Regions from separate parts of the Homo sapiens genome. Here region 2 is linked to region 1. The links are chromatin contacts, found by Hi-C or POLR2A ChIA-PET in ENCODE. All regions are on one chromosome and are shown on one strand. The core of a region is the stretch at or near the end of the contact, and the rest is flanking DNA. Distances in the headings are between cores, read along the strand shown. Region 1 has its middle 30 kb from the start of LINC00963. Region 2 overlaps LOC124900275 (extensin-like).

Evidence for each region. A loop is a pair of places that touch in the nucleus more often than their neighbours do. ChIA-PET counts read pairs that join two places held with the same protein, here RNA polymerase II (POLR2A). Pooled maps may share reads with other maps.
Region 2: a loop to region 1 is called in a map of mammary epithelial cell, with 4 times the contacts of the local background. The contact joins two enhancer-like sites. A Hi-C loop is called at or near these places in 19 of 168 maps with a recorded cell type or tissue (CD14-positive monocyte, CD4-positive, alpha-beta T cell, CD4-positive, alpha-beta memory T cell and 13 more), 3 of 37 single-sample maps with no recorded cell type and 30 of 50 pooled maps. POLR2A ChIA-PET finds 5 or more read pairs at or near these places in 41 of 52 experiments (A549, A673, AG04449 and 33 more).

Annotation. Positions count from the first base shown.
Region 1 is chr9:129,455,967-129,461,287 of GRCh38, forward strand. No RefSeq gene overlaps it. Among named protein-coding and RNA genes, the nearest start is that of LINC00963, 30 kb to the right of the region's middle. RefSeq lists enhancers at 2,720-2,769, 3,146-3,667, 3,668-4,188, 4,320-4,943 and a silencer at 4,583-4,872. Within about 2 kb of position 3,350, at least 34 of the 41 ENCODE cell types and tissues checked have a DNase peak (open chromatin) inside an H3K27ac peak, as active enhancers do.
Region 2 is chr9:129,499,096-129,504,416 of GRCh38, forward strand. LOC124900275 (extensin-like) reads left to right here. Exons shown (of 4, transcript XM_047424330.1): 3 at 4,228-4,577. It overlaps LINC00963 (long intergenic non-protein coding RNA 963), which reads left to right. Exons shown (of 5, transcript NR_038955.1): 3 at 3,302-4,044; 4 at 4,228-4,577. Among named protein-coding and RNA genes, the nearest start is that of LINC00963, 13 kb to the left of the region's middle. Within about 2 kb of position 3,041, at least 6 of the 41 ENCODE cell types and tissues checked have a DNase peak (open chromatin) inside an H3K27ac peak, as active enhancers do.

The DNA of each region.
Region 1 (5,321 bases), core at 2,100-4,599:
GTCAGTCCCTTCCTCTTCCCCCCTCCCTTCCCTCTCCTCCCCTGCCCTTCCTTCTCCTCCCCCAGGGCTTTCTATGCCCTGTCACTGAAGGGCTGAAGCGCTCTCACTGTTTAAAGCCTCCATGTTTTCCCTTCCAACCCTCAGAAGGACAGGAGCGATTATTCTTATTCTGTTGTCAAGGGCCACACAGCAGGTTGGAAGCAGATGTGGAGGCTGCCCAGTTCCAGACCAGCTTGTCCTGCTAGTGCCTGGTCCCAGGACTGGCTCAGGTGCCCATGGCATGCTCCCCTGTGCCCTGATAATCGATGTCCTTTTGCAGGGTGGTGAGGCTCTGAGAGTGAGCTAGTGGCTTGTTCTTTTTCCACATTTTTGAGGCCTCTATCTTGGGGCTGAAATACCCAGGTGGAGAAGTGAGTGACTCCGGAAAGGAAGGAAAGAAAAGAACCCAGAGTCTAATTCCCACCCAAGTGGAGGTGAGGCGGGAAGAAGGGGGGCTTGACCCTCTTACGTGGGAGTTGCAGCCTTGGTGGGACCTGTCAGAACTGGTGTGCTAAGCCAGGGGTGGGAGTCAGTGACTTCCACAGGGACAGTATCAGCAGTCAGCTCACAGAAGCATATGTTTCAGAACCAAAAGGTGTAGGAGCAAGGCTCAGAATAAAAATAAAATGAATGGATGGTGGGCAGTGGTAGGTGGATGGATGGAAACATGCGTGGATTGAGAATGGGTGAATGGGTGATGGTTGGCTGGATGGATGGATGATGGATGGGTGGGTGAATGGAGGGTGGATGGCTGTATGAGTGGGTGGTGAGTGGATGAGTGTGTGGAAGGGTGAGTGCATAGATAGGTGGATGGATGGGTAGATGGATGGATGGATGAGTAGATGGGTGGATGGATGGATGGACGGATGGATGGATGAGTGGAGGGATATGGGTGGGTGGTGAGTAGATGAATGTGTGGATGGGTGGGTACATAGACAGATGGTTGAATGGATGGATGGTGGATGAATGATGGATGGGTGGGTGGTGTGAGTGGATGCATGTCTGGATGGATGGGTGCATAGATAGGTGAATGGATGGGTGGATATGTGGATGGATGAGTGGATGGATGGATGGATGGATAGATGGGTGAGTGGAGGGTGGATGACTATATGGGTGGGTGGTGAGTGGATGAATGTGTGGATGGGTAGGTATATGAATGGATGGATGGATGGATGAGTAGATGGGTGGATGGATGGATGGATGGGTGAGTGGATGGATGGGTGGATGAATGGATGAGTAGATGGATGGATGGATGAGTGGGAGGGTATATGGATGGACGGATGGATGGATGGATGGATGAGTGGAGGGTGGATGACTATATGGGTGGGTGGTGAGTGGATGAATGTATGGATGAGTGGGTATATGGATGGGTGGATGGATGGATGAGTAGATGGGTGCGTGGATGGATGGATGAGTGGACGGAGGGGTGGATGAATGGATGAGTAGATGGGTGGATGGTTGGATGGATAGATGGATGGATGGATGGATGATGGATGAGTGGATGGATGTGTAGATGGGAAGATGGATTGGTGAGTGAGGTCTTGGATAGTTGGGTGGTGAGTGGATAAGTGAACGGACGGGTGGATAGAAGGGTGGGTGGATGGATGGATCAGCAGATGGATCAGCAGATGAGTGGGTGGAGGGGCAGATACATGGATGGGAGGATGGGCGGATAAATAAGTAGGCAGGTGGAGGTAGCACTGGCATACAGCAAAGAGCACACTGTTTGAGACTCAGAATTCTATTCATAGCAAAATCCGACATGGAAAACATCCACACTCCTGAATCTGGAAAAATCTGGCTGATACAAGTCGGGTTGAGACCATCTCTAAGGTCAAGGAAAAGTGGATTCTGATCCTAGTTCTCATGCTTGGTTCTGTGAGATCTGAGGCAAGTCACCACATCTCCCTAAGCCTCATTTTTTTCTATCTGAAAACGGATATAATAGCAGCATTCACCTTCCAGGATAGCCAGGACATCCTATGATAAAACGCATGTGGGTCTGGCGTGGTGGCTCATGCCTATAATCCCAATACTTTGGGAGGCCATAGCAGGAGGATCACTTGAACCCAAGAGTTTGAGACCAGCCTGGGCAACATAGGAAGACCCTATCTCTACAAAAAATTAAAAACAAAACAAAACAAAACAAAAGTCCCAGCTACTCGGGAGGCTGAGGTGGGAGGGTTGTGTAAACCTGCGAGGTTGAGGCTGCAGTGAGCCGTGATCATGCCACTGCACTCCAGCCTGGGTGACAGAGCCCGACCCTGTTTCAAAACAAAACAAAACAAAAACCACATGTGAGGCCCAGAGCAGGGCTTTGCGGGTGCTCAGGGAGGCAGAGTGGCTCTTGCTATCACCTCGATCCCTTGATCCAAACCACTCCTGCTTGTACAAACAAGTGTCACTTGTCCAAAAGCCTGGGTGCACAAAGGTTTCCCACAAAGGGAAGCTTCCAGAGAGTCAAGAACCCTGGGGAACAGGCAGGCTCACAGCCACGGCTGCTGCCTCCAGTGCGGTCGTTCTGTGGCCTGAGAGCGTCACGTGCTCCTCATCCTGGACCATCAGGGGCTGGCGCACCCATCAACAGCTGGGTGACCCTGGACCAGTGGCTTCACGCCCCTGGTCTTGGTGTCCTCACCTGTGAAACACGGGCCTGAGAGTTACCGAGGAGCTATGCAGTTTGTCTCCATATCACCATCTGGCTTGCCCCTAAGCCCCCTTTCGCCCCCTACCCCCACAGGGGCGAGGTCAGCACCCTCTGCAGCTGGAGCTTTGAATGTGGAAGCCTGGGGGAGGTTCTGGGGCTGACATGGGTGCTGAGCTGGGATGAAAGCACAGAACGCCTGGGGGGAGCCCCTCTCCCTCTCCCAGACTTTGCTCCCAACCCGTCCTGAGCTCCCCTGCTGGAGCCTCGAGGCAGGCCGAACTTTGCAGCCCTGTCTGCCCACGGTCCCTCCTGCTGTGACTCCCTGCAGCCTGCATTTCATAGTCAGTAGTGGGGGTGGGGGATCCTTGCTGTGGGCTGGAGAAGTCATGGGGCCCTCCTCACAGTGGAGCCTTAAGAGATTGCCCCTATAGCCCCTGCCCCCGGGGGACCCCGGATGCTTCGCTGATCCAAGGGGCACCCACAGAGTCCATGGAAGATTAGGCAGCCCCAGTGACGAGGTTGTTGGATCTGTGCCACTCAGACCTGAGCTCGGGAGAGGTGCCCGTGCAGAGGGGGTAGGATGGAGGTGCCCCAGGGGCAGCAACAACAGAAGGTCCCAGCTCCCTCCAGCCCTGGGCTACTTCCTCTCCTTCCCCAACGGCTGCAGACTCTGGTTAAAATGGCACCTCCGCCATCTGTCGTCCCTCCCCCACCCCGTGGGCACGGCTGTGACGGGGGGCTGGCTGGCCTCGTAAACAGGCGGCTGGCGGGTCCCCAGGGCCGGCGGGTGATAGGGCTTGTGCTGGCACCGAGGCCCAGCCAAGAGCTGGAGCCGGAGAGGCCCCAGGGCGGCCGAGCTGGGGGGGGTAGGCAGGATACCAGGTAGCAGGAAGGTTTCCGCGCCTGAGGGGGCCTGGGTGGTGCCCCAGCTACCTGGCCGCTCCGGGACCTGTGGGGCCCCTTCTCCTAAGTATGCCCACCCCATCCCCAGCATCTCCAGTCCCGGCCCTCTCACATTCGCCTCACCGCGCTTCTGCTGCGCTTAGAGAATCTTAAATCAACACTGGGGTGTGAGAAGCTCCATGGAGCCCCCTAACTCCCCCGCCACTGCAGCGTACACCATGCCGTGGGGATCCTTGCTTTACAACCAGGGAAACTGAGGCCAGAGATCAGGGAGGTGGGAAGGCTGGGCGTGGACCAGAACTTTCCTCCACCTGGTTGCCAGCTAGTGGCGGTTGTGGGGTGAGGGGCTGTCCCAGGGGCCAAGCTCGGGGCCCTGACACTGTAAACAAGCCTCCCAGCCTCAGTTTTTCCATCTGGGGAATGGTGGAATCAAGGCGGCTGCGGAGGCGGGAGGGCTGTCCTGTGAGCCAGAGAGCACTGGGGACCTGCCGTTCTCTCACAGTCCCCTCACCTCTCCACGAGGGAGGACTCGGGGGAGCATCCCGGGAGGGGCTAGGGGTGGGCGCCAGGGGTGCCTGGGAGGGAATCTGTCCGGGTCAGTTCCCTGGCTACCCCTCCCTCCCCCTACCACGGTGCTGCCGGCCGCCCCCTCCTCTCTCCCGCCTTCTGACTGCCAGCTCCTCCCCGCAAAGCCCTCAGACCCCAGCTGCAGGGATTTACAGCTTTGACCAGCAGCTCAGCCTCCCCCTGCTCCTCCTCCCTCCTCCCCCGCCTGCATCTCCCCCCTCCAGCCTCCCTCCCTCCTCCTCTCCATCTTTCCCCTCCATTCTCCTCCTCCCTCCTCCTCCCCCCTCTCTCCTCCCCTCCCTTCCTCCCTCCGCCCTCCCGCTCCCTCCCTCCCGCTCTCCGGGGGAAGAAAGGTCACCGTGCAGCTGATTACTCAGAGCTCAGTTGCTGTAGCAACCGGCGGGGGAAGTGGGACAGGCTGGCTTTGAGGACGCGCGAGGTCGGCCGCGGGCGGCTGGAGCCGGCGCGGGCCTCTGTGCGCCGCGAGAGGGAGGCCGCCTGCAGCCCGGCTGCTCGGCCGCCGCGGGCCCGGCTCCGGGGGTTCAGTTTTAATGAAGAATCCCTGCTCCCTTCTCGCGCCCCTCCCGCTTTCTGCCCACCTCCCTGGGGTCTGGAAGGAGAGGGTCGCCCCTCCCCGCTTTGGCTGCTAAACTCTCTGGCTCTCCCCCCGGCCGCTGCCTGGGTTCTGGTGGCTTCCTTCCTCCTCCTTGTCTGTCGGAGCTCAAGGGACAAGCCCTTTCCCTGGCGCGTGCCTGGTGAAACCCTCGCACCCTTCCCCACCCCCACAAGCCTTTGGCATGGCCTGGGAGACTCCGGGCATCTTCAACCCAGCCAGGGACAAGGGTCCGCGGAGGGTCTGGAGCCCCTCGTGGGCCTGGTGCCCACGGAGTGCCCACCCCTGCCCTCCAGGAGCCCCTGGGAAGGCAGCACTCTGTTCAAGGAGGAAGCCAGACCCAGCTACAAGGGAGGGACCCTCGGCTGATGCAAAGAGGCCGGAGCCCGCATCCCAGCACCGCCCCCGCCGGCTGTCTGCTGGTTCCTTCTCCAAGGCCTTCAGAGAGGATCCCTGAAGCTTGGCAGGGACAGACACAGGTTCTGGAGTGGGCTGGGCCTGAGTTCAAATCCCACACTCCAGTGGGACCCTCATCCACCGCTGATAGGAATG
Region 2 (5,321 bases), core at 1,791-4,290, 43 kb after region 1:
TGGTCACTCTGGAACCCTGGAGCAGCATCTGAGCCCCTCCTCAAGGAGCCCAGTGGCTGGAGGGCAGCGTCCAGGGCCACCTGCCTACCTCTTACTCAGGACCTGGTCTGTCCTCTCCCAGGATGGAGCTTGGGGTTCCTGAGCTTGGAGCTGCCTGTAATACCAGGCCCAGTGGCTCAGCCAAGGTCAGGTTCCAGACAGTGGCTGGGGTAGTGGCAGGAGAATGAAGGTCTAGACAATCACAGAGACTCTGGGAGGCCCAGAGAAAGTGGAAGCCAGAGAGGAACCCAAAGTCCCAGAAACTGCAAAGAATGCCAGGGAGAGGAGGAGAGAGAAAAAGGCCACGTAGCAGCCCTGAGCCCGAGAACATGTGCCACATTTTCTCTGTCTGTGGGTCTGTTGAGTTTGGCCCAAATGGCTCTGAGCTGACTCTGCAGCCACAAAAACTTAGGGCCTTGAAGGTCCCATCCAACGCATGAAGGACTCTCCCTGGGATGGAAGCAAAGAGGGAAAAAGGATTACAGGCACATGCCTATAATCCCAGCTACTTGGGAGGCTGAGGCAGGAGAATCACTTTAACCTGGAAGGCAGCGGTTGCGGTGAGCTGAGATCACGCCATTGCACTCAATCCACCACACCCGGCCAATTTTGTATTTTTGGTAGAGACTTGGTTTCTCCATGTTGGTCAGGCTGGTCTCGAACTCCCGACCTTAGGTGATTCGCCTGCCTCAGCCTCCCAAAGTGCTGGGATTACAGGCATGAGCCACCGCACCCAGCCGATTTTTTGTATTTTTATTAGAGACAGGGTTTCGCTGTGTTGTCCAGGCTGGTCTCAAACTCCTGGCATCAGGTGATCCACCCGTCTCAGCCTTCCAAAGTACTGGGATTGCAGGCATGAGCCACCGCGCCTGGCCCAGGCAGTGTTCTTTTCCCTATTTTGCAGATGAGAAGACCAAGGCTGAGAGAAATTTGTAGTCGGCCCAGAGCTATATATACAGCAGGAAGCTGCGGGAATTGCGATTCAAACTTTCAGGCCTGCTGTCTCCCTGGGAATTCTGTTCTCACTGCCTCCATATAAAGAAATACACGTGCAGGAGGCAGCCCAGAGCACCCTCCTCTCCCTCCCAAAAACCCACACAGTGATCCTGGCCAGGCCCCCTGGGCCCAGGAGGAGCCGTGTCCCCATTAGGCATCTCTGAGCTGTGCTTTCACATTGGGGTCCCCCCCACCAGGGCTGGTGGAACACAAAGGGGGGTGGCCAAGGCAGAGAAAGAGCCCGACAGGCCAGGAGCCGGCTTTTCTCCCTGCTTTCTTCCTCCCTTGCTTCTTTGTTAAGCTCCCTTTCAGCTGAACCGGCAGAGCCTGGGTGTTCCGAGCTGACAATAATTGCTGCGTCTAGACAGTGTCTGGTATGAGGCCTCCCTCTCCGCGCCTCACCGGCCTCCCCGAGGCTCCTATTCCCAGCCCCGCTGGCCCCTGCTCTGCGCCCTCTGTTTCCCACACCCCTGCCCCTATCTGGCTGCCCAGGGTGCCCTGTCCTGCCTCCCTGCTGCTCTAGGCCTCCCTCGAGTTTTCAATCCTTGCATCTCTTCCTCCCTCCCCAGCCGCACCCCAGGCGCTGGCCCCATTCCCTCCCACGGCCTGAAATTCAGGGAACAAAGGTGGTTTTGCATCTGGCTGTGGCTGGGAGACCTTCGAAGGAGACTGAGCCAGGCAAACCCTCCCCTCCTGGCTCTTGGCCCCCTAGGAGCCAGAGACTCACATTGCTGGCTTCTGAGCTGAGCTGGGAAGTTCTGGGATTGATGCTTGAGACACCCTTAAGGCTCCTTCCCTCGTCTTCCTATCCGGCCTGGATGGGAACCCAGAGAAATCAACGCAGGAAAGACTTAGGATAGATACAAGGAAGAACTTCCTGGTGACTCTGACCGGCAGACATGGATGGGATGGTTTCAAGAGCTTCAGGGGACAGGAATTCAGTCTTCACAAGGTCTAAGAGTTCCTCCTGCCAGGCTCAGATCTGCAGCTCTGGAAGATTCCCCAGAAGCCAGAGTCTCCTCACTGGTATCAGATGCTCAGGGTGACCCCGAGATAATAACAACCACAGCCAGCATTTGCCCAGCCCTTGCACCAAGTGCTGTGCAAACTCTGCATGCATATCAATTGTTATAATCCTCTCCAGGGCCCTGAGAAACAGAGAAAATGAGCTTATGATTAGTTCCATTTTACAGATGAGGAAACTGAGGCACAGAGGGGTTAAGTAACTTGCCCAAAGTCACCCAGCCAGGAGAGGAGAAGCCAAGATTTGAAGCCACAGAGGTTGGCTCCAGAGCCCCAATAACGACCAATGATAGGAACACGAAATGCTTAAAATCATCTACCCGGGACTGGGATGAGCCCTTGGCGTCTGGTGTTTCCTTGCATCTCACAGGCTGTTAAGATCCAGGGTTATGCCCACTATCTAGATGAAAAGAGAAGAGCTTGGGGCTGCAGGCTGTGACCAGATGGTGACCTAACTCCATGTCAGAAAGGCCGAGCCATCCAGGCTACTGGGCTGCAAGTAAAAGGCTCACTGTGGAGCGGGAGCTCAATACATGTGCGGGACCATTTCCCACTCCTTCCTTCTGGGCTTTCTTGGGCACCTCCTGCCCTGATCAAGCTGGGGGAGACAGAGGCCAATGTGTGGCTCTGTCCTCAGGAGACCATGGCCTAGAGGAGACTGGCAAAGCAGCCAGCTTCAATCTGGAGGAGGAATTGTGATGATGCAAGGGATATGGGACCTCTGGGAGCCAACAGGAGGGACCCTAAATCCAAGAAGGCTTCCTGGAGGAGGTGGAATCAACATGGCTTCCTGACAGATGAGTAAAAGTTAGGCGGGCCAAGAGGGGAGGGAAAAGTGCTCCAGGAAGAGGAAATCTACACATAAGAAGGTCTCAAAGTGGGAGAACAGGGTAATCTAGAAGAACTAGAGAAACTTAAGCAGCTGTGTCAGGTCAAACAGTGGGTGGGAATCACGAGGCTGGAGCCCAGCTGATCAGGAAGGCCGTCGAGTGCCAGGTTGAGAGCTGGGACTTATCCCCAGGCAGGGAGGCCTATTGGGAGACTGCTCTGAGAGTCCAGGCAAGTGGGGCTGTGTTGACTGTGAGGATGTGGAATGGAGTGGGGCTGGAGGACTGGAGAGGCCCTCAAGAGTTGTAGAAAGAGGGTCTCCTCTGATGTGGAGCTGGCCTGCAAGTGTGATGCTGTTCCAGACAGAGAGAACAGCATGGACAAAGGCTTTCTTTTTTTTTTTTTTTTTTTTCAGACGGAGTCTCACTCTGTCACCAGGCTGGAGTACAGTGGTGTGATCTCGGCTCACTGCAACCTCCGCCTCCCAGGTTCAAGCGATTCTCCTGCCTCAGCCTCTCAAGTAGCTGAGATTACAGACGTGTGTCACCATGCCCTGTTAATTTTTGTTTGTTTGTTTTGTTTTTTGTTTTGTTTTGTTTCGTTTTTTGTTTTTTTTTTTTGAGACGGAGTCTTGCTCTGTCGCCCAGGCTGGAGTGCAGTGGCCCCGATCTCGGCTCACCGCAAGCTCCGCCTCGCGGGTTCATGCCATTCTCCGGCCTCAGCCTCCCGAGTAGCTGGGACTACAGGCATCCGCCACCACACCCAGCTAATTTTTTGTATTTTTTTTAGTAGAGACGGGGTTTCACTGTGTTAGCCAGGATGGTCTCGATCCCCTGACCTTGTGATCCACCCAAGGCCTCGGCCTCCCAAAGTGCTGGGATTACAGGCATGAGCCACCGTGCCCGGTCAATTTTTATATTTTTTGTAGAGACAGGGTTTCACCATGTTGGCCAGGCTGGTGTCGAACTCCCGACCTCAGGTGATTGTCGGCCTTGGCCTCCCAAAGTGCTGGGATTACAGGCGTGAGCCACCGCGCCCAGCCGGTGGGCAGCCAGTTGTGTTCCGGGAGGAGGAGGACACCCTGGAAAGACAGTGGGGCCAGACACTGAACTGCCTTTGGAAGCAAGTAGGAGCAACAGCGAAGGTTTGCTGGCTCAGGTAGGAGGATTAATTGGAACGATTAAGCTGGAAGCTCTGTAAGACGGATTAGAGGGGCAAACTTGGAGGCAGGAAGGCTGGGAGGAGACCACTGCTGAGTGATTTTTCTTCCCCCACAGGTTCCCAGTCCCTGATTTCTGGCCACTCCGCCTTTCTGTGAGTCATTTTGTTTTTGTTTTTCAGAAGCAAGGTCTCGCTGTGTTACCCTGGCTGGAGTGCAGTGGCTACTTACAGGCATGATCATAGCATACTGCAGCCTCGAACTCCTGGACTAGAGCAGTTCTCCTGCCTCAGCCTCCAGAGCAGCTGGGACTGCAGACACGCACCACAGAGCCCAGCCTGAGTCATTTTGATTCTGTAACTGGCTTCCTCTCGGCGGGCAGGCTCACACCCTCCACCCCCAGCTGGAGATGGAAGGAGGATGCTCACCGCCCATTCCTCATGCAGGCCATCGATGGAAATGTCAGACAGTGCGAGTCCACGCCTGAACACTTCTGGGGTCCGCTCTGGGACTGACACTGGCAGATCCATCGGTGAGCTCCCGCCTGCCACCTCTGGGCCTGCATTGCGGTGATAGGGCCAAGGGCCTGGGCCTTCAATTCTCCAGACTTGCCAAAATGCTCAGCGCAGGCCTCGTCGGCAACTGCAGACAAGCAGAGGCAGCACCTGGGCTCTGCCTGTGCCTGGCACAGTGAAGCGAGGGTGGGGGCAGGAATGAGGGTCCTCTCCATGCAAGGGGGGAAGATAGAAGAACAAAATTTCACCCTAATGTAGTGTCTTTAGACCGTGCAATGTTGTGCTCCTGTTAGTCTGATATCAGGGGCTTGCAGCCTGGCAAAGGAAAAAAAACAGGCTGAGGCACATGATAGAAGACAGGCAGGGATGCCACAATCATAACCATGGCAAAGACCAGGATCAGAAAGGCCCACCATCTCTGACCCCAAATCCCTGGGCAGATGGTTCCAGAACTCAGAATTTTCCCAGTTGTAGAAAGATGGGGCCAGGTGCAGTGGCTCACGCCTGTAATCCCAGCATTTTGGGAGTACAAGGTGGGCGGATCACCTGAGGTCAGGAGTTCGAGACCAGCCTGGCCAACATGGTGAAACCCTGTCTCTACTAAAAAAAAAAAAAAAAATTAGCCGGGCGTGGCGATGCATGCCTGTAATCCCAGCTACTCGGGAGGCTGAGCCAGGAGAATTGCTTGAACCCGGGAGGCGGAGGTTGCAGTGAGCCAAGATCGCGCCACTACACTCCAGTCCGGGCGACAGAGCAAGAGT